Linked DNA regions of Homo sapiens: all the other regions are linked to region 4. The links are chromatin loops, found by intact Hi-C in ENCODE. Cell type or tissue: PC-9. All regions are shown on one strand.

Region 1 (5,000 bases), 190 kb after region 4:
TGTCCCACTTCGGGGCTGAAGCACTAGGAACCTCCAGCTCTGCCACAGAAGCTGTGTGTCATGTGGTGGAGCCTCTATCAGCCTAGATCCCTGAGTGATTACGTGAAGCCGAAGCTGGCCCTTCCCCCCGGCCCCTGCTCAGACCCAACCTATGCTGAACACGTAGTTGAGCAAGAAATAAACTTCTGTTATGTTAATTTGTTTCTACATCACACAGCTCCTCTTGATATAGCTGATTTCTTTTTAATAGCTGTGAAATTCATAACACTTTGAATGAACCCAGTTCAGATGATCAAATGCTTAAGAACAAAAAAGCATCTAATTAAAGAATAATAACTTTAAATATACAAATATCAGATCAATGCATCTTATCCCAATGTGTTGCCACGCAAATATCTGTATACATAATTTCTAATTAAACTTTTTAATTTTTTTAAATTTATTTTTCTGAGATGGCGTCTCGCTCTGTCGCCCAGGCTGGAGTGCAATGGCGCAATCTCAGCTCACTGCAACCTCCATCTCCTGGGTTCAAGCAATTCTCCTGCCTCAACCTCCGAGTAGCTGGGACTACAGGCACATGCCACCACGCCCGGCTGATCTTTACATTTTTAATAGAGACAGGGTTTCACCATGTTGGCCAGGCTGGTCTCGAACATCTGACCTCGTGATCCGCCTGCCTCAGCCAACCAAAGTGCTGGGATTACAGGCGTGAACCACTGCACCCAGCCCAGCCCATAATTAAAAAAAAAAAAAAAGGAATATATGCTTATTGAAAAGTATAAAGAAGAAATAAGTACTTTATTATTTGAAATGAGGCTTGATTCTTTAATATTAAGGCTTATAATTTTTGCATTAGAATTTGATATTAATTTTCTCGTCATTCTAAAGGAAGATAAATACCAACGCCATACATGCTCGCTGTTCTCATTGAATACTACAGTCAATAGAGAGGAGTATTGAAAAAGACTGTCTCTACCAGAAACTTAACAGCCATAGGGAAATGGTACATTCGCTAGAAACAGTTAAGTAACAATACAAAGCGCCCCTGAGTCTAGTTGCTGGGGAGGCCAAATGTGAACTGGCTCTAGAAAGATCTGGGTGGGCTGAGAGACCATGTGGTAATAGCATAAGCGAAGACAGAGTGGACATGAGTCTGGCTGCTTTGCAGGTCAGACGGACAGAAGAGGTGCCAGGCAGGTAGAGGGAAGAGAGGACACTTGGCTTCTGTAGAAGTCGTGAGTTGTCGGGGAGATTGGATCAGGAAATGAGATGATAAATTGTAATTTTATAGGCCTGCTGGGTAGAAAGTAGGGACTTTTCCTTTCATGCCCTGAGGATAGCATGGGATCCAGGGACTGGAGTAGCATGGTAACTAAGGGCCAGGTGCTGGAGGCAAGTGGCCTGGGTTCCAGTCCTGGCTTTGCCACCTTCTAGCCGTGGAAAGTGCCAGCAGGGTGCACGGGTAAGTGTATAGGTAATGTGAGCTGTGATGATGACTGCTGTTGTGCTACTTGGGAAGGAACCTGGTGACACAGAGCGACACCTAATGAGGGAATAGATTAGGCCCCATTCACAAAGTGTGTTACTGTGTTTACACAAATGCTGGATGATAGTCTTTCTAGGATGTTTCATAAGCACTCCTTTATTGGGCCCAAAGTTTAGACTAAGTGCTTTACAAAGGTTCTTTAAAACAAAAACAAAAACAGAAACATTTATTGGCTGGGCACAGTGGCTCATGCCTGTAATCCCAGCACTGTGGGAGGCCAAGGTGGGAGGATGGCTTGAACCCAGGAGCTCAAGACCAGCTGGGGCAACATAGTGAGAACCTCCCATCTTTTAAAAAAACAAAAACAAAAAATTAGCCAGGCATGGTGGTGCATGCTTGTAGTTCCAGCTACTTGGGAGGCTGAGGCAGGAGGATCTCTTGAACCCAGGAGTTTGAGGCTGCAGTGAGCCATGATGGTGCTTCTGAACTCCAGCCTGGACAACAGAGTAAGACCCTGTCTCGAATGAATGAATGAATGAATGAATGAATGAATGAATGAAAATTTTTATTGAATAACTACTATGCTCTAGGTTGTCTGGCAAGTGGAGTACTGGATATAATAAACAGGGTAGAGACCAGAGGAAGTAAATACTGTTTATCCATTCTGTACATGGTTACTAAGTTAATGTCAGGTTTCTATTTGGCCCTTGAAAAACCACTCCAAGTAGGTGAGAAGTGTCTGTAAGTAAGTTAAATTTTTGTATGATGACGGATGTCTTGATAAAGCGCAGTGGCATTCAGAGGGAAGTTTAGTTGGCCCTGCCCTGGATGTCCTTGCTTTAGTATCTTGCTGCTTTATTGTAACATGCTTTCTTAAAACCTTCTTAGAAGTACTAGTTGGATCCCAACTGTGGCTCCTCCAGTCAATGGTAAGTTAGTATTTGTGTAGTGACTTTTTTTTTTTTCCTTTTTGACACTGGACCTACTTCCATTTACAGTCAGATACTGCTTAAAACCTTTTTGTGGGCAAAGTAGGTCAAACCTAAAGTGCACAGAAGGGAACTGTTCAGGTAGAGAGGCAGATTCTGTAGAAGCGCCTGTCCCGTTTTCCCTTCCCTGCCGTTGGATCACTTTTGCTAGAGCTGTGCAGCCTTCATGCCCAAAGCTTGGAGTCTCTCCAAAAGTATTCTAGAATGAGATTCTGCCAAGTGCTAGCATTAAAGCTTCAGTATTGGGACTTTGGAGTGCCCCTTCTGCCCTTTGGCCTTTTTAAATGGAAACTGGGCGAGGCTGGTAAGCTATACCTTACTATTCTAAGGTGACCACCACTTGGAGTGTGGGTTTAAGACTGCTGCCAACCTGGATTTCCAGTACAGCTCTGCTGCTTGCTAGTGGGGTGACTTTGGACAATAATAATAAAGCTATTTGTCAATTATTGAAGCTCTTTACTATTTGCCAGGCAGCAATGAGGCCAAGCACTTTTCATGAGTTGTATTTCCTCCTCTTGATAAACTCACAAGATAGGTCGTATTCTTGTCCCTATTTTTGAGACGGTGAGATGCAATGGAGTCAGCCAACCCAGTTCCACCACATACCAGTAGCCTTGGCCAAATCATGTGCTTCATCTTTAAGCCTCAGACAAGACCTACCCCATCAGGTTGTTGTTGCAAGGAACAAGTGAAGTAACCTGGCACCCAGCTGTTGCCCAGCACATGTTAGGGGCTGACTTGCCTAAGGCTGCACTGAGAGTATTTTGCAAGTGGACTAAAGTTGAACTGCTTTGGGAAGATATTTGGCTTCTTACTTTGTAAGTTGGAGTAAAGATTGTTTCTAAATCTAGTTCTTTTCCTTTTTGTCTCTAGATTAAACTCTTACTATATCATTCAGTTAGGAGCTCTCATGTTTAGCCAACGTTCTCAGAAAGTGATCAGTTCAAGGGCTGTGGCATGGAGGGGAAGTGATGCAAGCTTTATTATGATACAGATGAGTAACCATATAAAATGGAAAATAATATTTGTTCTCCCCACATTCCCATCCCCTCTTACCAACCTAATATTTATCTATCTATCTATTTTGAAATATTTGAGGCAGAGTCTCTCTCTGTCACCCAGGCTAGAGTGCAGCGGTGCAATCATAGCTCACTATAGCCTCAACCTCCTGGGCTCAAGCAGATCCTCCCACGTTGGCCTCCTGAGTAGCTGGGACTACAGGTGTGCACTACCATGCCCGGCTAATTGTTTAATTTTTTATAGAGACAGGGTCTCACAATGTTGCCCAGGCTGGTCTCGAACTCCTGGTCTCTAGTGATCCTCTCAGCCTCCCAAAGTGCTGGAATTACAGGCGTAAGCCACCACGCCCTGGCCATAATATTTATTTTTTTATTGCCATTTATAACTTGGCTTACACTGCTACTGGCTATTTACTAAAAATCAGAGCAAACTTTGCCTTATTATTATGTATTGCATATATATTTTTGAAAGGTCACTCTTGCAGTTTTACTAAAAAAAAAATAAATAAAAGTTTCAGTGAATTCCGGAAGTTTGGGAATTCTCGGTTTACGCTAGCCCTGTCCTGTGTTTCTGTTTGGCTCTGTCCTCAGGCCTTGCCACCATTTTCTCTCGGTGAAAGAACTTGGCTTCACATTCTGTTCAGTTTCATGAACCTGCCTGTCACTTTGAGGCAGCGTTTGGGATTCTGCTTCATTAGCCTTTGAACTCATGAACCAAGTTGAGAGGATTTGCTACTATAGACAATTATTTGATCTTCGAGATATTTTGAACAGTTCCCAAGTGCAACACCAGTGGTTGTCCAAAAGACACAGAGAAGTGATGTGAAATTTTAATTATGTAAAAAAAAAAAAAAAAAAAAAAAAGAAAGAAAGAAAAAAGCCCTGTGGCATGGTTGATGTCAGTGCTATGGAGTGAGCCTTTTAGTAGTGCGGTCAAGGACACTACTTTTTTTTTTTTTTTTTTTTGACACGGAATCTCGCTCTGTCACCCAGGCTGGAGTGCAATGGTGCCATCTTGACTCACTGCAACATCTGCCTCCCAGGTTCAAGCAATTCTTCTGCCTCAGCCTCCCAAGTAGCTGGGATTACAGGCGCCCGCCACCACACCTGGCTAATTTTGTATTTTTTAGTAGAGATGAGGTTTCATCATGTTGGCCAGGCTGGTCTTGAACTCCTGACCTTGGGTGATCCACCTGCCTTGGCCTCCCAAAGTGCTGAGATTACAGGTGTGAGCCACTGCGCCCGGCCTTTTTTTTTCTTCTTCTTCTTCTTTTTTTTTTTTGAGACAGAGTCTCACTCTATTGCCCAGGCTGGAGTGCGGTGGCCCGATCTCGGCTTACTGCAACCTCTGCCTCCCGGGTTCAAGCGATTCTCCTGCCTCAGCCTCCTGAGTAACTGGGATCACAGGCATGCGCCACCATGCCCAGATAATTTTGTATTTTTAGTAGAGATGGGGTTTCACCATGTTGCCCAGGCTGGCCTCGAACTCTTGACCTCAGATGATCC
Region 2 (5,000 bases), 150 kb after region 4:
TACCTGCATCCTGCCTCTCCAGGCCTCCTTTTTGGTCTTAGGTGCTCTCCCATACTCTTTCGAGAAATTTTTTTTTTTTTTAAATTCTTTAAGTTTTAGGGTACATGTGCACAATGTGCAGGTTAGTTACATATGTATACATGTGCCATGGTGTGCTGCACCCATTAACTCGTCATTTACATTAGGTATACCTCCTAATGCTATCCCTCCCCCTACCCCTACCCCACAACAGTCCCCGGAGTGTGATGTTCCCCTTCCTGTGTCCATGTGTTCTCATTGTTCAATTCCCACCTATGAGTGAGAACATGAGGTGTTTGGTTTTTTGTCCTTGCCATAGTTTGCTGAGAATGATGGTTTCTAGTTTCATCCATGTCCCTACAAAGGACATGAACTCTTCATTTTTTATGGCTGCATAGTATTCCATGGTGTATATGTGCCACATTTTCTTAATCCAGTCTATCATTGTTGGACATTTGGGTTGGTTCCAAGTCTTTGCTATTGTGAATAGTGCCGCAATAAACATACATGTGCATGTGTCTTTATAGCAGCATGATTTATAATCCTTTGGGTATATACCCAGTAATGGGATGGCTGGGTCAAATGGTATTTCCAGTTCTAGATCCCTGAGGAATCACCACACTGACTTCCACAATGGTTGAACTAGTTTACAGTACCACCAACAGTGTAAAAGTGTTCCTATTTCTCCACATCCTCTCTAGCACCTATTGTTTCCTGACTTTTTAATGATCACCATTCTAACTGGTGTGAGATGGTATCTCATTGTGGTTTTGATTTGCATTTTCGAGAAATTCTTTTTAAGTAGCCAGAGTAGGTTCCTGTTGCTTGAGACTGAGGGATCTTAAGTGATGCCCATGAGGAGTAGAAAATGATACCGTAACTCGAGACATTATTTAAATCCAAAAGATTAAGTCCCATTCTGTCAAAATAGAGACAGTATATAACATTTGAATTTTTACATTAAATAATGTTAAATAGGTAATATTTGTTATATATAAAATACACACTAGGCCAGGCGTGGTGGCTTATACCTATAATCCCAGCACTTTGGGAGGCTGAGGTGGGAGAATCACTTGAGGCCATGAGTTCAAGACCAGCCTGGGCAACACAGCATGACTCCATCTCTATAAAAATAAAAAATTAGCTGGGCATGGTAGTGAGGATCTGTAGCCCCAGCTACTCAGGAGGCTGAGGTAGAAGGGCCACTTGAACCCAGGAGTTCAAGGTTACAGTGAGCTACAATTGCACCACTGCACTCCAGCCTGGGCAACAAAGTGAGACCCTGTCTCAAAAAAAAAAAAAAAAAAAAAAATATATATATATATATATATATATACACACACTCATATTTATAGTGCATATATAAAATATGTATATTATATATAAATATATTACAAATTTAATATATTTGTAATTGAAAAAACATATTGAAAAAATGGTCCTATGACTTCAATACAATAATTTTTGTTTGCATTTCTTTTCTAGGTTGAATTTACATACACTTTTTTTTTTCTGAGGCAGAGTTTTGCTCTTGCTGCCCAGGCTGGAGTGCAGTCACGCAGTCTCGGCTCACTGCAACCTCCGCCTCCCAGGTTCAAGTGATCCTCCTGCCTCAGCTTCCCGAGTAGCTGGGATTATAGGAGTGTGCCACCACATCCAGCTAATTTTTGTATTTTTAGTAGAGCTAGGGTTTCTCCATGTTGATCAGGCTGGTCTTGAACTCCCGACCTCAGTTGATCTGCCTGTGTCAGCCTCCCAAAGTGTTGGGATTACAGGCGTGAGCTACCGTGTCCAGCCTTACATATACTTTTTTTCAAAGAATCTGATTGGAATACAGATTCTTTTTCAACATCTTAAAGCATTTTTCCCCCTATTCGTAGATTGTAGTTGAAGGGAGGTGGAAAGGTGAGATGGTTTACAAAGATAGGTCTTTGAGAAAAAATTTTTTTAATTAAAAGAGCTGGAAGCCCTGTTGAGCTTAGTCACTGTTGTCCGAGTGATCTAACCTTGTTGGCTCAAAATACTGTCAACCTCTTTTTTTCCTTCTCTTTGCATGACAAAGCAGCCTTTGTAGTTTGAAGATACTAATACTGACTTGCCTAGCAAGGTTTAAAAAAAGGAGCAATTTGCCTTTGGTATATGGTCTGGGTGCAAAGAGATGGTGTTAGTCACCTTCTGGCTGGGTGCCCACCTGCTTAGACTCGGGGAGTTGGGACGACTGGTGAGGCAACAAAGAGGAAGGAAGGTGTGAATGGCTATAGGTTGGTTTACGGTGTGAACACTGAACTGGAACAACTTTGACCTTTTGCATTTGCCCAGAAATTGTAATGTACCTCAAAGAATGCAATTCTCAGCTGGGCATGGTGGCTCATGCCTGTAATCCCAGCACTTTGGGAGGCCAAGGCAGGTAGATCACCTGAGGTCAGGAGTTCAAGACCAGCCTGGCCAACATAGTGAGACCCTGTCTCTGCTAAAAATACAAAATTAGCTGGGTATGGTGGCACATGCCTGTAATCCCAGTTACTCGGGAGGCAAGGTTGGAGAATCACTTGAACCCAGGAGGTGGAGGTTGTAGTGAGCTGAGATTGCACCACTGCACTCCAGCCTGGGCAACAAGAGCAAAACTCAATCTCAAAAAAAAAAAAAAAAAAAAAAAAATTGCAATCTTGGTTAGCCATGCACACTGCGTAACTTATCTGCTGTTTTTTCCTGAAACATGGACTGTGTTAATGATAATGGCATGCATTATAAGGCAGCACAGTTTGCTTTAAGGCATAAAAGAATAACTTGGAGCCATGAGCCCTGGGGTCAGTTCTACTCTTTTTCTAAATAGCCTAAGCCTGGACATGTCATGTAATTTCACTGTTAAGTGCCTCATTTGTGGATTCTTTTCTGTCAATTCCTTTGGGCTTCAGTTTTTTTCATCTGTAAAAGAAGGGGTTCAAGTGTCAAACAAGGCGATGCAAAAATGGTTATCCTCAATTTCCAAGTAAACTGGAGCTCATAAGGTTAGCCAACTTGCCCTTCATCTTTCAGTAAGTGGCAGACAGGGAATCACTAATAACTAATTCAAAGCCTCATGAATTAGTTACTTGCTATATAACAAATTTCCCAGAAACTTAACAGCTTAAAAAAATTATTATACAGAGTTTCTGTAAGGCAAGAATCTGGGGGACAATTTAGATGGTTCTGGCTCTCAAGGTCTTTTATGAGGTTGGACTTAAGCTGTCAGCCAGAATTGTGGTCTCATTTGAAGACTCAACTGGGAGAGGACCTACTTACAATGGTAGTATGTGGTAGTTAGAGGGTTTCAGTTCTTCAGTGGCTGATGGCTGGATATTTCAGTTCTACGCTACACAGGCTTTCCCTTGGGCTTCCTGAATCTCCAATAACAGGGAAGTTTGCTTCTCCCAGAGCAAGTGATCAGAGAGAGAGAGAGAGAGAGAGAGAGAGAGAGAGAGAGAGAGAGAGAGTTTGTGTACATGGGAGACAGAATCCCCAAGACAGAAGCCATGGTCCTTTATAACCTAATCTTAGAAGGCATGGTGGCTCACGCCTGTAATCCCAGAACTTTGAGAGGCTGAGGTGAGCACGTCACTTGAGGTTAGGAGCTCGAGACCAACCTGGTAAACATGGTGAAACCCTGTCTTTACTAAAATATACGAAAATAAGCCAGGTGTGGTGGCACATGCCTGTAGTCCCAGCTACTCGGGAGGCTGAGGCAGGAGGATAGCTTGAACCTGGGAGGTTGCAGTGAGCTGACATCATGTGACTGCACTCCAGTCTGGGTGACAGAGAAAGACTCTGTCTCAAAAAAAAAAGGTGGCATACAATCACTCTGCTATACGATAACCTTGTAGGATGTGGGAGGAGCTATGCAGAGGTGTGAAGACCAGAAGACAGAGGTCATTGGGAACCATCTTGGAGGCTGGCTTCCCTACTCATCCACTCCACCCTGGAGTGGATCATTTGTTCTCATTTGAAAAGACATCATTTAAATGATAACCTAGGGCCACTGAAGTCTCAGCAAAGAAATAGAAGAGAATCAAATGTAAGTGTTAGAACTGACAAATACTATAACTGGAATTTAAAATTTACTGGATGATGGCTGGGTGCAGTGACTCAAACCTGAATCCCAGCACTTTGGGAGGCCAAGGCAGGAGGATTGCTTGAGCCTAGGAGTTCAAAACCCACCTGGGCAACATAGCGAGACCCTGTCCCTAAAATAAATAAAATTTACTGGATGGGCTTAACAGCAGAATGGAGGAGACAGGAAAGAATCCATGAAGTTGAATATAAAACAATAGGAAGCTGCAATTAAACCCCTAGATGCAACTACCAATTTATAAGAAATACAAAAGACAGAGGAGAGGCCGGGTGCGTGGCTCACGCCTGTAATCCCAGCACTTTGGGAGGCCGAGGCGGGCGGATCACGAGGTCAGGAGATTGAGACCATCCTGGCTAACACGGTGAAACCCCGTCTCTACTAAAAATACAAAAAAAATTAGCCTAGCATGGTGGCGGGCACCTGTAGTCCCAGCTACTCAGGAGGCTGAGGCAGGAGAATGACGTGAACCTGGGAGGCGGAGCTTGCAGTGAGCCAGGATCGTACCACTGCACTCCAACCTGGGCAACAGAGCGAGACACTGTCTCAAAAAAAAAAAAAAAAAAAAAAAAACAAAAACAACAGAGGAGAAACACTAAGCTACACTTCAGAAAAGCAAGCAGCAGACTCCAGACCATGAGAAATCCTGCAGACAAGCTACTTCTTTCCTTCTCTTAATAAATTCCAACTAAAAAATTGCTTGGGGGGAACTTATAAATTTAGACTTAAATGACGTATTGACTAACCAGAGTGGGCCTCATTTGTATTCTGATACCACCAAACAATTGAGAAAATAAAACACATATGACATTTATGAGACAATTGGAAACTTGAGCATTGAATGGAGGTTTGATGATAAAGAATGATTGGCTGTTTT
Region 3 (5,000 bases), 100 kb after region 4:
CTCACCATTTTGCTGAGGCTGGTCTCAAACTCCTGCCTCAAGCTTCTGCCTTGGCCTCCCAAAGCGTTGAGACTATAGGTGTGAGCCACTGTGCCTGGCCAATTTAGTCTTAAAAAGCAACGCTTCCTTATGGGGCAGAATTTGAGATTACTTAAAAGTAAGCCATGCATGGTGGCTCACTCCTGTAATCCCAGCACTTTGGGGGACCGAGGCGGGTGGGCCACCTGAGGTCAGGAGTTTGAGACCAGCTCAGCAATATGATGAAACCCCATCTCTACCAAAAAAAGAAAAAAAATACAAAAATTAGCTGGGCGTGGTGGCAGGTGCCTGTAATCCCAGCTACGTGGGAGGCTGAGGCAGGAGAATTGCTTGAACCGAGAGGTGGAGGTTGCAGTGAGCTGAGATCGCACCACTGCACTCCAGCCTGGGCTACAAGAATGAAACTCTGTCTCAAAAAAAAAAAAAAAAAAAAAAAAAAAAGGACACATGTGGATCGGACACCAGTGTTTCCTAGCCTGATCTCCCAGTGCTGAGGCTGTCTTGCAATGTTGTTCTCTTCCCTTCCCAGGTATACTGAGTTCTGATGTGTTGCTAGGAGTAAAGCTACCTCGAGCTTGAAGTTGTATTGAAGAAATCTAAAGCCTGAGATAGTCTTAAGCCAACTTGTGTGAGGGCTCCCTGGGCAGCAACCAAAGGACTCTGGATTCACTGAGGTCCCTTTGTCCACATTGGTTGGGGAGGAGGTCAACATGACTCACAATGATTGAGAGCTTCGTGAATGTTTAAACCAGGTGTCACCCTCCACCTCTCTGGCTTTGAGATCGGAGAGTGGGAGAGATTGGTCAATTCCAGGAACTAATTTGCATTTCCCAGGATCAGATTTGCAGACAAGGTATATAGGCTATTCTTTCCCAGGCTGTGGAGGAAACTAATGCTTTAAAGCAGGCAGAGCCACCAGGATCTGAAACCCAGAGGGATGGTGTGGGCTGTTGGTTTCCTCTGCTCTGAGGCTCAGCTGACATGCTCTCCTGTAGCTCCTGTCTTGCTGTGGGTGGCTGGAGCTTGATTTTAGGGACTTGTCCCTGGCGCAGTGACTACTGTTGCCAGCAGTGCCTCTGATACTAACTCTGTTGTTCTATCTCCAACTCCCTCCTTTGTCCTGGTTCTTTGCTAATTCTTCATTCTCTCAGGCCCTAATGTGAGCATCCTCAAGACTCGATCCTTGTTCTGATCTTGCATAGAGCTTGTCTCTCTTCTTACAACATCAGTCTTGGCCCTAAATTACTTTTTTTGAGACAGAGTCTCACTCTGTTGCCCAGGCTGGAGTGTAGTGGCTTGATCTAGGCTCACTGCAACCTCTGCCTCCCAGATTCAAGCGATTCTCCTGCCTCGGCCTCTCAAGTAGTTGGGATTACAGGCACATGTGCCACCACACCTGGCTAATCTTTGTATTTTTAGTAGAGACAGGGTTTTGCCATGTTGGCCAGGTTGGTCTCGAACTCCTGACCTCAGGTGATCCACCCGTCTTGGCCTCCCAAAGTGATGGGATTATAGGCATGAGCCACTGTGCCCAGCCAGCTCTAAATTCTCTGATGCAAATCTCCAAGTTGTCTGCACTGCCCCTTTCAAATTGATATGTCTGAATTAGTCTTTTCTACCAAAACTATTCTTGGCTGCTATTCACTGAAGACAAGAGTCAGTTGACTTTCTTTATCCAATTTTCTCTTTTCTATAATGTAGTCTGGACCATCTCGTATGGTCAGAAACAGATGAATATTACATACCTGTAAGAAATATTCCCTGCTGCCTTGTGAACATTCAAAGTTGGGGCCAGGTGCAGTGGCTCATGCCTCTAATCCCAATGCTTTGGGAGGCTGAGGGGGAGGATTGCTTTAGCCCAGGGGTTTGAAACCAGCCTGGGCAACATAGTGAGATCCCATCTCTACAAAAAATACAAATTAGCCAGCCTTGGTGACTTGTGCCTGTAGTCCTAGCTGCTCAGGAGGCTGAGGCAGGAGGATCACTTGAGCTCAAGAGGTTGAGGCTGCAGTAAGCCATGATTACACTATTTATTGCACTCCAGCCTGGGCAACGGAGCAAGACTGTCTCAAAAGCAAAACAAAAACACAAAAGCAAACTCCCTCCAATTTAAAAAAAGTTCAAACTTGGCCTGATTTGAATAACCACCTCTAACTGAGGGCCAACTCCCTGTCTCGTATCACACAGTACCCTCCCTTGACAAATATTTGAGTACCTACTTTGTCATGTGTTGTGAAAGAGGTAAGAAATCCCTGCCTAAGACACAGTACTGTTACCATGGGGAGTAGGAGGAGAGGAAGTTGGACAAACAAGAAAATATCAGGCAGTGGTTAAAGCTGAGAAGAAAATAAGACTGGGAAGACAGTTAAAAGGGCTTTCAGAGATGTTTAAGCAGAGACTGAATGAAGAGGAGCCAAGTGTGCAGAGATCCTGGGCAGAGCAGCTACTTCAAAGGCCCGAGTACAATGAACCTGGAACACTTGATAATGAAGCCCAGGGGTCTAGAACACAATGATCAAGGAAAGAGTTGTTGGAGGTGAAGTGGGCTGGGGCCAGTGCAGAAAGTGAATTTTCTTCTAAACTCATTGGGTAGCCAGGAGAGTTTTTTTAAGCAGGAGAGTTAGATCAGATTCTCCTTGATTTTTTCTTTTTTTTGTTTGTTTGTTTTGGAGACAGGGTCTGGCTCTGCTGTCCAGGCTGGAGTGCAGTGGTGCAATCGTGGCTCACTGCAGCCTTGACTTCCTGGGCTCCAGAAATCCTCCCACCTCAGCCTCAAGTAGCTGGGACTACAGGTATGTGCCACCATGCCCAGCTTATTTTTATATTTTTTGTAGAGACGGGGGTCTTGCTTTGTTGCCCAAGCTGGTCTTGAACACCTGGCCTTAAGCAAGTCTCCACCTTAACCTCTCAAGTTGTTGAGATTACAGGCATGAGCCACTGTGCCTGACTAATCAGATTTTTTTCTTTTTTTTTTTTTTTTTTTTTTTTTTTTGAGTTGGAGTCTCGCTCTGTTGCCCAGGCTGGAGTGTAGTGGTGCGATCTTGGCTCACGGCAACCTCCGCCCCCTGGGTTCAAGCGATTCTCCTGTCTCAGCCTCCTGAGTAGCTGGGACTACAGGTGCCTGCCACTACGCCTGGCTAATTTTGTACTTTTAGTAGAGACAGGGTTTCGCCATGTTGGTCTGGCTGGTCTCGAACTCCTGACCTCAGGTGATCCACAATCACATGTACTCTGTGCAAAGAACAGATTGGAATAAGGCAATGGGAGAAGCAGGGAGACCAGCTGGAAGGCAACTGCAGTAGTGTGGGTAAGAGGTGATAGTGGTCTGGACTGGGGTGGAGGCAGTCTACTGAAGGATTCTCAGTGACTTGTGCTTGAGACTGTCCTGACCCCATGTGCTGGTGCATTGGGTGTGGGGTTTTCCTGTTGCAGCCTTGGCGGGTCTCCTCACCACCCTGTACATATGCCTGATTTATAACTCCTCAGACACACCGTGTGAAAGCCTTCTTTTCTTTTTCTTTTTGAGACGGAATCTTACTCTGTTGCCCAGGCTCGAGTACAGTGGCGCAATCTCAGCTCACTGCAACCTCCGCCTCCCGGATTCAAGTGATCCTCCTGCTTCAGCCTCCCAAATAGCTGGAATTATAGGTGTCCGCCACCATGCCTGACTAATTTTTGTATTTCTAGTAGAGATGGGGTTTCCCCATGTTGCCCAGGCTGATCTCGAACTCCTGGCCTCAAGTGATCCATCTGCCTCAGCCTTCCAAAGTGCTGGGATTATAGGTGTGAGCCACTGCACCTGGCATGAAAGGCTTCTATATATGACAACCAGCCCATCTGCCTCATTTGAGGACCCAGTTGAAGCCAAAGCACTTTTAAAAGCTTTCCTTTACTGCTATGCCCAGCATTGGTGGTCTTGGTGCTCCCACAGTGTTCACAGCCTACTGAGCTGGTGTGGTGATGCTTATAGAAGCTGACTTCAGGTTCATGCCTGTAATCCCAGCACTTTGGGAGGCTGAGGTGGGTGGATCACAAGGTCAGGAGTTCAAGACCAGCCTGGCCAACGTGGTGAAAAGCCGACTCTACAAAAACAAACAAAACCAAAAATAAGCCAGGTGTGGCCGGGCACGGTGGCTCACGCCTGTAATCCCAGCACTTTGGGAGGCCGAGGTGGGTGGATCACGAGGTCAGGAGATAGAGACCATCCTGGCTAACACGGTGAAACCCCGTCTCTACTAAAAATACAAAAAAATTTGCTGAGCGTGGTGGCAGGTGCCTGTAGTCCCAGCTACTCGGGAGGCTGAGGTAGGAGAATGGCGTGAACCCGGGAGGCGGAGCTTGCAGTGAGCCAAGATTGCGCCACCGCACTCCAGCCTGGGTGACAGAGTGAGACTCTGTCTCAAAAAATAAATAAATAAAATAAATAAAAAGTGAGTCATGTGTGGTGGCTCATGCCTGTAGTCCCAGCTACTCAAGAGGCTGAGGTGGGTGAATCACTTGAGTCCAGGAGGTCAAGGTTGCAGTGAGCCGTGATTGTGCCAATGCACTCCAGCCCGGGTGACAGAGTGAGACTCTGATGCCAACAAGCAGGTCTTGCAGAAATAGGACATGGAGCTGAGAAGTCCAGACTGTTGTTCTTGCTGCCAGGTTGAGCCCAAGGGTTGGGGACGGGGAGTCTGTGCTGTGTATATGGGTTCTAACTCTCACTCAGCTTCTCTGGTCCCAAAAAATAAAAAATGCTGGCTGGGAGCGGTGGCTCATGCCTGTAATCCCAGCACTTTGGGAGGCCGAGGTGGGCGGATCACAAGGTCAGGAGTTCAAGACCAGCCTGGCCAACGTGGTGAAACCCCGTCTCTACTAAAAAGACAAAAATTAGCCGGGCGTGGTGGCAGGCGCCTATAGTCCCAGCTACCTGGGAGGCTGAGGCAGGAGAACCACTTGAACCCGGGAGGCGGAGGTTG
Region 4 (5,000 bases):
CAATCAACACTCACAAGTTCGTTTCATGGGGAGCTTCTGGAAAAAAATGTACTCCTTGATAAAAGGATGGCAAGTTCAGGCCGGGCACGGTGGCTCACGCCTGTAATCCCAGCACTTTGGAGGCCGAGGCAGGCGGATCACAAGGTCAGGAGATCGAGACCATCCTGGCTAACACGGTGAAACCCCGTCTCTACTAAAAATACAAAAAAATTAGCCGGGTGTGGTGGCGGGCGCCTGTAGTCCCAGCTACTCGGCGGGGCTGAGGCAGGAGAATGGCGTGAACCCGGGAGGTGGAGGTTGCAGTGAGCCGAGATCGTGCCACTGCACTCCAGCCTGGGCACAGAGGGAGACTCCGTCTCAAAAAAAAAAAAAAAAAAAAAAAAGAGATGGTAAGTTCTCCGCTCACTGCAAGCTCCGCCTCCTCGGTTCATGCCATTCTCCTGCCTCAGCCTCCTGAGTAGTTGGGACTACAGACACCCGCCACCATGCCTGGCTAGTTTTTTGTATTTTTAGTAGTGACGGGGTTTCACCGCATTAGCCAGGATGGTCTTGATCTCCTGACCTCATGATCCGCCCGCCTCAGCCTCCCAAAGTGCTGGGATTACAAGCATGAACCACAGCACCCAGCCCTTATCTTTTTACTAGCTTAAACATGGCAGGGGAAGATATGATGCCTAACGCTGTTGGCAATCACCTTGACAGGCCCAAGGATGCTGCAGGATGGAAAGGTGGAGACCTGGCGCTTTCACACCGCACTCATTCTGAAACCATCTGCCGGGGCGGGGTGGGGTGTGTGTGTGTGTGAGATTGTTAAATGTCTCTGCCACGTATGCCATTGTTGGCTCAGTGTGCTGCCACCTGCAGCCAAGCACACTCTTAGCTGACACACCCTACCTACCTCCTCCTGCTCTCCCACTCTTCTTCCCACAAGCCCTCTCTCCCCTGGATGCCTAACTCCTACTCACCTTAAGCTTCAGCAGAGACATGACTTCTTCCAGACACATTCCTTTATCCTCCAAGACTGGGCCGAGTGCCTCTCCTGTAGCACCCTGTACCTACTCCTACGGGAGCCTTTCTGATCACCAGACCTAATTCCCATAATGCATTTCTCCCTTTAGTCTGGTTACTTTATTGCTGCCATATTTAAAGTTGGTTTTTAAAAACATCTGTAGGCCAGGCACAGTGGCTCACACCTGTAATCCCACCGCTTTGGGAGGCCGAGGCGGGCGTGTCACCTGAGATCAGGAGTTCAAGACCAGCCTGGGCAACATGGTGAAACTAAATCTCTCTAAAAATCTCTACTAAAAATACAAAAATTAGCCAGGTGTGGTGGTGGGCGCCTGTAATCCCAGCTACTTGGGAGGCTGAGGCTTGAGAATCACTTGGACCTGGGAGGTGGAGGTTGCAGTGAGCTGAGATTGTGCCATTGTACTCCAGCCTGGGCAACAAGAGCAAAACTCCATCTCAAAAAAACAAAAACAAACAAAAAACATCTGTAGAGGGAAGTTTTATGGAAGTATTACTGCAAAGCTACAGAACACATTTTTTATTAGCCTAAGCCAGGGCTCAGGAAGAAGTGGAAAGAAGAGTCCCTTATAATAGCTGACAGGTTCCCTTTTAGCCTTTGATTCAACCATAACTCAAGGTTGACCTTTTCATGACAAATCCCTAGCCGGAGGACAAGTGTTGAAGTCCTACGGAATGCTAGGAGAAACTGGGCAAGTGTCTAATTGCAAAGTCACACTGCCGGGAAAGTGGAACCTGTATCTGTCTGACTTCAGAGGGTACAGATTTGACTTATGTGATTATAGAGGTGAAGGCTGGAGCAAAGTAAGGGCAAAATGCAGGGACATACATTCTCATTCAATATTAAGTGGGACTTTTTGACCATGATCATTAGTCAAAACTGGAATGGGGCCGGGCACAATGGCTCACACCTGTAATCCCAGCACTTTGGGATGCCAAGGTGGGAGAATCACATGAGCCCAGGAGTTAAAAGCTAGTCTGGGCAACATAGTGAGACCCCATCTCTACAAAAAACAAAAAAAATCAGCTGGGTGTGGTGGTGTGCACCTGTAGTCCAAGTTACTTAGGAGGCTGAGATGGGAGGGTCCCTTGAACCTGGGAGATTGAGGCTGCAGTGAGCTATCACACCACTGCACTCCAGTCTGGGCAACAGAGTAAGACCCTGGTTTTGGTTTTGTTTTGTCTCAAAACAAAACTAAAAACTGGAATGGGCTGCCTTTTTTCACTGGGAAGGTTCACGTAGAAGTTGGATTATCATTTCTTTCAGGGATATTATGGGGGGGAATCCCCAGCTGCTTCAGAATTGGTCTAGATGCCCTTTAAATGCCCCTTCCAGCCCTAGAATTTTGTAATACACAATTCTAAGATTCTGTGATTTGGTGTCTCCCGGGAAATCCACACGCAGCAGTTAGAGACCCTGCCACCAGAGGGCAGTGTTATCACATTTGGTCCAATTGCATAGAAGGAACCAAAGTTCCCTCCAGGGCTCCGACTAGAGAACGCCCAGTTGTTTATTTTTTTGAGATAGGGTCTCGCTTTGTCACCTAGGCTGGAGTGCAGTGATGCCATCAGAGCTCACTGCAGCCTCGACCTCCCGGGCTCAAGTGATCCTCCTTCAGGCTCCCAAGTAACCGGGACTACAGGCGTGCACCACCATGGTTGGCTAATTTTTACATTTTTTGTAGAGACAGGGTCTCAATATGTTGCCCAGGTTGGTCTTGAATTCCTGGCCTCAAGTGATCCTCCTGCCTCGGCCCCCCAAAGTTCTGGAATCACAGGAATGAACCACCTTGCCCAGCCGAGAGTGCCAAGTTCAGAACTATCACAGGGGTGATGTGCCCTTTTGTGAAGGTGGAGAGGGACCCACCAAAGAAGTAGTGTTCCTCTCTCCACCACCCCAGACAGTGATTTCTGCCTGCCAACAGATTGGAGAGAGGTCAGAATGCTGGAAGACACGCCATTCCCAGAGAGCCAGTGTGTTCTGAGGGCTGGGAACTGGCAGGGAGCCCTCCCTCATGGCGCTGCCCCCACCACAGCTCTCCAAAGACTAGGAGGGCAAGGAAAGGAAAGGGTCGAGGAGTATTAGAAGATCACAACGGAAACCCTGCCACGGGAGGGAGGGTTGACAGACTCAGGAATGTTCAGCCTAAAGAAGAGAAAAATTGTAGGGACCTATTTTGAGAACTGATTTCCATGAAGGTTGTTCTGTAGGGCTTTGGGTAGAAACACCAGGTCAGCGGCCGGGGCCAGTGGCTCATGCCTGTAATCCCAGCACTTTGGGTGGCTGAGGTGGGGGAATCACCTGAGGTCGGGAGTTTGAGTTCAGCCTGGCCAACATGGTGAAACCCCGTTTCTACTAAAAATACAAAAATTAGCCAGGCATGGTGGTGCATGCCTGTAATCCCAGCTACTTGGGGGGCTGAGGCAGGAGAACCGCTTGAACCCGGGAGGCGGAGGTTGCAGTGAGCCGAGATCGCGCCATTGCACTCCAGCCTGGGTGACAGAGTGAGACTGTCTCAAAAAAATTAAAAAAAGAAAGAAATAGCAGGTCAGCATGCAGATGCCACCGGGGGGCAGGTCTCATCTGGATTGAAGGAAGAACTTTCTGGCAATGTCAGGAAGGACACTACCCTGGGAGGCAGCTCATTCTTTCATTTACTCTATATGTGTTTACTATGTGCACACTTCAGCCCTGGTAGTCTCTAGTTGCTGAGGATATAGTAGTGAACAAAACAGCTAACTGCCTGCCCTCACGGAGCTGACCCACTGGTGTCTGGACATCCTGGGAGATGAGGTGGAACGTGCAGGGGCCATGTGGAGCATTAGCTTGGATGGACTTGACCTGCTCCGGAGATTCCGTAACTTTCTTGGCTTTAAGAAACCTAGTTTGTTTTCATTTCTCTGATACAGACTTTCAAAATTTGGAAAGAACTTCACCAAGACTGTATTGTTTTCATGGTTTCCAGTAGAAGCAAGCCTGTGAATTAGTATATAGGGATGCAACAAAATTTTTTTATATGGCAGTGGTAAAAATTGCCTTTGGATAAGTCTTAGGAAAAGAAAATTTCTCCATTTAAAAACAAGCTCTAAGTCTAGTGTAGTGGCTCATGCCTGTAATCCCAACACTTTGGGATGCTGAGGTGGGAGGATTGCTTGAGCCTAAGAATTCAAGACCTGTCAGGGCAACATAGTGAGAACCCATCTCTAGAAAAATAAAAGCCTGGCATAGCTGCACGTCGGTACTGCTACTGTACTGTACTGGAGGCAGAGGCAGGAAGATTGCCTGTACCCAGGAGTTCAAGGCTGCAGTGAGCCATGATTGTGCCACTGCACTCCAGCCCGAGCCGCAGAGCAAGACTCTAAGAAAGCAAAGAAGCTCCAGTTGGTCTATTTTTTTAATGTTTCTTTTATTTAAGCTATATTGGGACATTAACATTGTCAACATGAGGAATTCTTTGTAGAGAACAGCCGGGTCACAGACATTACATATTCCGTCCTTGACATGACCATGTAGGAACTCAACTGAAACAGATCCATCATTACTGTCATCCAAATGCTTACTGCCGTTCCAGAGAAGCCCCACTCATTTTCATTCCTCTAATGGCGGGTTTTACATTCTCAAGCTCATTTTCCACCATAGCGCTCTTTATTCTTCACCACCTGTCTCTTCCTGGCTTGCACTTTCTTTTGCATAGTAAACATTCTCAGGACAGACCCAGTTTTCCATTTTCATATTTTCTCCCTCTGAATGGACTGCAGTTGAGATCTGTATTACCCTGGAAAGAGAGAGAAAGAGAGATGGTGAGCAAGGTGAGCAAGTCCATGTGGGTCAGAGCTGGGAGCTCTGACATCTTTGCTCCTGTCTTGCTGGAAAGACAGCTCCCTGGGATGCCTAGGAAGCTTCTGCAAAGGCTTCCTTCCTAGTAATGGATACTGTTGAGTTATACCTAGCTTGTTCTGCATGAGGTTTTGAG
Region 5 (5,000 bases), 88 kb after region 4:
CCAAAGTGGTGGGATTACAGGTGTGAACCTCCATGCCTGGCCAGGTCTGTTTTTAATATCTTTAGCAGCAAAGCTTTTAACGGGCAGATTCTTGTGCAGAGTTCTGGTTTGTAAAGAGAAAAAGTGGAGCTCCTCTGGGCAAAGCTGGCGAGGTTAAAATTGAGGTGAAATTTACATTTTTCTCCACCTGATATTAGGATTATGTGTTGTATAAGTCTTTAAGCTCAATTGTTTGCAATCGTACGATGATCCCCATCCCATCCCCTCCTGGGCACTTTCAGGGCAGTGTCCAGAGATTGGGGAGAGGCTGCTGGTGGGAGCCGTCACCTGGCAGCCAGGGCCTGGATCCCATCTATGGGCCACCCTCCCAAGCCTGGGTCCCGAGGTGCTTCTTGCTTATTCCCATGTGATCAGCACGCTCTGGCTGATGGGGGCAGAGGCTGGTGAGAAGAAACGGGCCCCCTGCCCCACAGTGATTTTGGGAAGGTCTGTTCTCTGGCAGGAGGTTATCTTTCTGTCCTAGTCCAGGTCCCAGCAGGAAAGAGCACACTCCAGTGGGGCCACTGCAGAGCGTTTGTTTATTTGTCTGTTTATGAGAGACAGGGTCTTGCTCTGTCACCCAGGCTGGAATGTAGTGGTGCCATCATAGCTCAATGCAGCCTCAATCGCTTGAGCTCAAGTGATCCTCCCGCCTCACACAGCCCCACAAGTAGCTGGGACTACAGGCAGGCACCACCATGCCAGGCTGATTATTTTTTTATTTTTGAGACGGAGTCTTGTCTTGCTCTGTCACCCAGGCTGGAGTGCAGCGGCGTGATCTCAGCTCATTGCAAACTCCGCCTCCTGGGTTCAAGCGATTCTCCTGCCTCAGCCTCCTGAGTAGCTGAGATGACAATCGCCTGCCACCACACCCAGCTAATTTTTGTATTTTTAGTAGAGACGGGGTTTCACTGTGTTGGCCAGGCTGGTGTTGAACTCCTGACCTCATGATCCACATCCACTTGCCTCGGCCTCCCAAAGTGCTGGGATTACGAGCGTGAACCACTGCGCCTGGCCCAGGCTGATTATTTTTATTTTTATTTCTTTAGAGATGGAGGTCAATCTTGCTATGTTGCCCAGGCTGGTCTCGAACTCCTGGGCTTAAGCAATCCGCCCGCCTTGGCCTCCCAAAGTGCTGGGATTACAGGCGTGAGCCGTGGTGCCTGGCCTCACTGCATAGGGTTTAATGAAGAGACAATTTACTGAGGTGGGGCAGAGTTCAAGAAAGACAATAGGTACAGTAAAGCACCGCCTGCTCAGGCCATAGGGGAAGCCCCTGCACCCTGGATGTGGCTGTGGGAGAAGCGTTGGCCCCCAGGGGCACGGAGCAACTCCAGGGGGACAGTGCAACTGCCGCCCGACCAGACCCAGCAGGGCCGGGGGTGCATTCACCTCTCCCCTCCTGCGCACCCATCTCCTCTCAGCATCTCCTGTGGCCAAACCCAACCAGAGCCAGAAAGTAGGAACCCAGGCAGGTACCTGGGGGGTCAGCCTCCTGGACCCAGGATGGGGTGGAAAAGGATGGCAGGTGGATCTGGAGCAAAGGAAGCCATCAGCTCCTGGCCCCGTGCAGCAAGAGCTGCCCCTTGGTCTCTTGTGGTTTGAGCTTCTCATGAGGGTGGGGAGGTTTAATGGTTAATATTCCAGAAAGTTCCATCTCAGATAATGTTGCTTCTCCAGCCTGGGCAATATAACAAGACTCTGTCTCTACAAAAATAAAAAAATAATAAGCTGGGCGTGGTGGCGGGCACCTGTAATCCCAGCTACTCGGGAGGCTGAGGCAGGGGAGCTTGAGGCTACAGTGAGCCGTCTTCACACTACTGCACTTCCAGCCTGGGTGACAGAGTGAGACTCTGTCTCTACAATAAAATAGTCCAGGCGCTGTGGCTCATGCCTGTAATCCCAGCACTTTGGAAGGCCAAGGCGGGTGGATCACCTGAAGTCAGGAGCTCAAGACCAGCCTGGCCAACATGGTGAAACCCCATCTCTACTACAAATACAAAAATTAGCCGGGTGTGGTGGCGGGTGCTGTAATCCCAGCTACTCAGGAGGCTGAGGCAGGAGAATCGCTTGAACCCAGGAGGTGGATCTTGCAGTGAGCTGAGATGCCAGCACTGCACTCCAGCCTGGGTGGCAGAGCCAGACTCCATCTCAAAACAAAATAAACAGATGAAAGAAAGAAAGAAAAAGAGCGAGAGGGAAGGAAGGAAGGAAGGAGGGAAGGAAGGAGAAAGAAAGGAAAGAAAGAGGAAGGAAGGAAGGAAGGAAAAAGAGAAAGAAAGAAAAGAAAGAAAGAAGAAAGAAAGAAAAGAAAGAAAGAGAAAGAAAGAAAGAAGGAAGAGGGAGTTTGCTTTGGGGAAGGCCTCAGGTTAATTTTCAGGTGGCTAGCACTGCCCAAGAGTGAGTGGGCACACAGAGTGCCCTGCCTTTAAAAATGCAGCAAGAAGCGCATTGGATGGAATCATTGGCTCATGGTATCTGGAGAAAGTTTAATGGGTTTTTCTATAGAAATCAAGCGGGCTTAAATCCTCTGGCTGAAAAAAATTCCCCAGAGTCATGGGTTGGCATTGGCACAACAATAAAAACAGACGTCCCCGGAGTCCAAAATCTAATTTTGATCCTTCCAATAGCCTGGGCAGGCGGGTGGGGCAGATGAGTAATGGTCTCTTTTCAGCAGGTGAGCAAATGGGCTCGGAGGGGTGAAGCAGTTTGCCCAAAGATAACACAATGAGTCAGCATCTGAGACATGGCTCCGTTTCTCTCTTTTTTTTTTTTTTTGAGATGCAGTTTCACTCTTGTCACCCAGGTTGGAGTGCAATGGCGCAATCTCGGCTCACTGCAACCTCCTCCTCCTGGGTTCAAGCGATTCTCCTGCCTCAGCCTCCTGAGTAGCTGGAACACCAGGCACATGCCACCATGGCTGGCTAATTTTTTGTGTTTTTAGTAGAGACAGGGTTTCACAGTGTTAGCCAGGCTGGTGTCGAACTCCTGACCTCGTGATCTGCCTGCCTCGGCCTCCCAAGGCGCTTGGATTACAGGCATGAGTCGCTGCGCCTGGCCCTAAATCCCGTTGTTAGAAGAATTAAATGAGTTCATATATGTGAAGTGCCTAGCACCTATTAGATGATGAAGACATATTTATTGAATGAATGATAGCCAGATCTCTGGGATGGGAACGATGACTCCCAAGCACCGTGCTCCATTTGGGGAGTGGTGGAGATGGAGACGTTCTTGGCATGCACATCCAGAAACCCCCGGACTTGACACATGCAGAGGGCTTGGTCCCTGCCCCCCAGACAGCCAGATTTAGGAAATAGGCCCCTAAGTTCCAATCTCTCCCCTCCCTTTTCCTCTTTCATTCTTTTCTTGGTTTCTTGTCGAGTTCTGTGACGGTAGGTGAGCATCACAAAATGCCCCATGAGCTGCATGGCTGTGGGTAAGTAGTCACTTTGCCTCCACATTTCCATCCTTCCTCCCTCCCCCGCTCCCTCCCTCCCCTCCCTCCCTCGCTCCCTCCCTCCCTTCCTTCCTTCCTCCTTTCTTTCCTGCTTGCTTTCTTGCTTGCTTTCCTTCCTTCCTTTTTTTCCCCTTCCTCCCTCTTTCTCTTTCTTTCTTTTTTTTTTTTTTTTTGAGATGGGGTCTCGCTCTGTCATCCAGGCTGGAGAGCAGTGGTGCGATCTTGGCTCACTGCGAGCTCCTCCTGCCGGGTTCGTGACATTCTCCTGTTTCAGCCTCCCAAGTAGCTGGGACTACAGGCGCCTGCCACCATGCCTGGCTAATTTTTTTGTATTTTTAGTAGAAACGGGGTGTCACTATGTTAGCCAGGCTGGTCTCCATCTGACCTCGTGATCTGCCTGCCTTGGCCTCCCAAAGTGCTGGGATTACAGGCGTGAGCCACCGTGCCCGCCCTTCCTTCCTTCCTTCCTTCCTTCCTTCCTTCCTTCCTTCCTTCCTTCCTTCCTTCCTCCCTCCCTCCCTCCCTCCCTTCCTTCCTCTTTCCCTCCCTCTCCCTCTCCTCTTTCTTTTCTTCTCTCTCTCTCTTCTTTTTTTTTGAGACAGGGTCTTACTCTGTCACCCAGGCTGGAGTGCAGTGGTACGATCAAAGCTCACTGCAGCCTCAACCTCCTGGGCTCAAGCCATCCTGCCACCTCAGCCTCCCAAGTAGCTGGGACTACAGGCACGTGCCACCATACCCAGCTAATTTTTTTTTTTTGTAGTGACGTGGTCTCAAACCCCTGGGCTCAAGTGATCCCCCTGCCTTGGCCTCCCAAAGTGCTAGGATTACAGGTGTGAGCCACCATGCCCAGCCCATACAATGGAATATTTAAAAAACTGAGGATGTAAATGTATATATATTTTTAAGGTTCTAGAACAGCTTAACCCCTTTTTTGCAAAATAGGTGCTTCTCTGATCACCAAGATAAGATCAGATCAGATCACGGTGAGTTTATCTGGGTGGTGGGATTTCAGGTGATTTTTTTTTTTTTTTTTGAGACGGAGTCTCACTCTGTCCCCCAGGCTGGAGTGCGGTGGCGCTATCTCGGCTCACTGCAAGCTCCGCCTCCCGGGTTCACGCCATTCTCCTGCCTCAGCCTCCCGAGTAGCTGGGACTACAGGCACCCGCCACCTCGCCCGGCTAATTTTTTGTATTTTTAGTAGAGACGGAGTTTCACCGTGTTAGCCAGGATGGTCTCAATTTCCTGACCTCGTGATCCACCCGCCTCGGCCTCCCAAAGTGCTGGGATTACAGGCATGAGCCACCGCGCCCGGCCCAGGTGATTTTTTTAAACCTTCTTTACATTTATAAGTGTTGCCTGAAGTTTTTTTTTTAGTGAATGAGAATGACTGTTTTTAATCTGAAATCATAATTAGTATTATTTTTGAGACAAGGTCTCCCTTTGTCTCCCAGGCTGGAGTGCAGTGGCATGGTCACAACTCACTGTAGCCTTTACCTCCCAGGCT

What was found. Peaks named below come from ENCODE experiments on the same cell type or tissue, not always from the same donor. Only the 100,000 strongest peaks of a DNase experiment are listed, where the experiment ranks them.
Region 1: a loop joins it to region 4, with 4 times the contacts of the local background. A loop is called at or near these places in 4 of 110 quality-filtered maps.
Region 2: it touches region 4 in a loop (10-fold over the local background); 7 of 110 quality-filtered maps call a loop at or near these places.
Region 3: a loop joins it to region 4, with 5 times the contacts of the local background. A loop is called at or near these places in 4 of 110 quality-filtered maps.
Region 5: a loop joins it to region 4, with 10 times the contacts of the local background. A loop is called at or near these places in 4 of 110 quality-filtered maps.

Annotation. Positions count from the first base shown.
Region 1 is chr7:99,122,104-99,127,103 of GRCh38, reverse strand. All of the region lies in intron 1 of SMURF1 (SMAD specific E3 ubiquitin protein ligase 1), which reads left to right. Among named protein-coding and RNA genes, the nearest start is that of SMURF1, 20 kb to the left of the region's middle. In PC-9, no CTCF peak of the experiment used is centred here; DNase peaks (open chromatin) are centred at 1,544, 2,233 and 3,163; H3K4me3 peaks cover 1,046 bases; H3K27ac peaks cover 4,058 bases.
Region 2 is chr7:99,159,714-99,164,713 of GRCh38, reverse strand. It overlaps a transcript of KPNA7 not described here. Among named protein-coding and RNA genes, the nearest start is that of SMURF1, 18 kb to the right of the region's middle. In PC-9, no CTCF peak of the experiment used is centred here; a DNase peak (open chromatin) is centred at 2,213; H3K27ac peaks cover 2,775 bases.
Region 3 is chr7:99,207,714-99,212,713 of GRCh38, reverse strand. It overlaps KPNA7 (karyopherin subunit alpha 7), which reads left to right and starts at 4,599. Exons shown (of 11, transcript NM_001145715.3): 1 at 4,599-4,686. In PC-9, no CTCF peak of the experiment used is centred here; DNase peaks (open chromatin) are centred at 793, 2,243 and 4,553; H3K4me3 peaks cover 1,299 bases; H3K27ac peaks cover 5,000 bases.
Region 4 is chr7:99,310,541-99,315,540 of GRCh38, reverse strand. MYH16 (myosin heavy chain 16) reads right to left here. Exons shown (of 24, transcript NM_001431356.1): 24 at 4,417-4,802. All of the region lies in intron 2 of LOC105375421 (a long non-coding RNA gene), which reads left to right. Among named protein-coding and RNA genes, the nearest start is that of ARPC1A, 13 kb to the left of the region's middle. RefSeq lists silencers at 739-818, 849-938. In PC-9, CTCF peaks have their summits at 2,239 and 2,438 (motif pointing right); a DNase peak (open chromatin) is centred at 2,480.
Region 5 is chr7:99,222,350-99,227,349 of GRCh38, reverse strand. No RefSeq gene overlaps it. Among named protein-coding and RNA genes, the nearest start is that of KPNA7, 17 kb to the right of the region's middle. In PC-9, no CTCF peak of the experiment used is centred here; a DNase peak (open chromatin) is centred at 2,689; H3K4me3 peaks cover 439 bases; H3K27ac peaks cover 3,294 bases.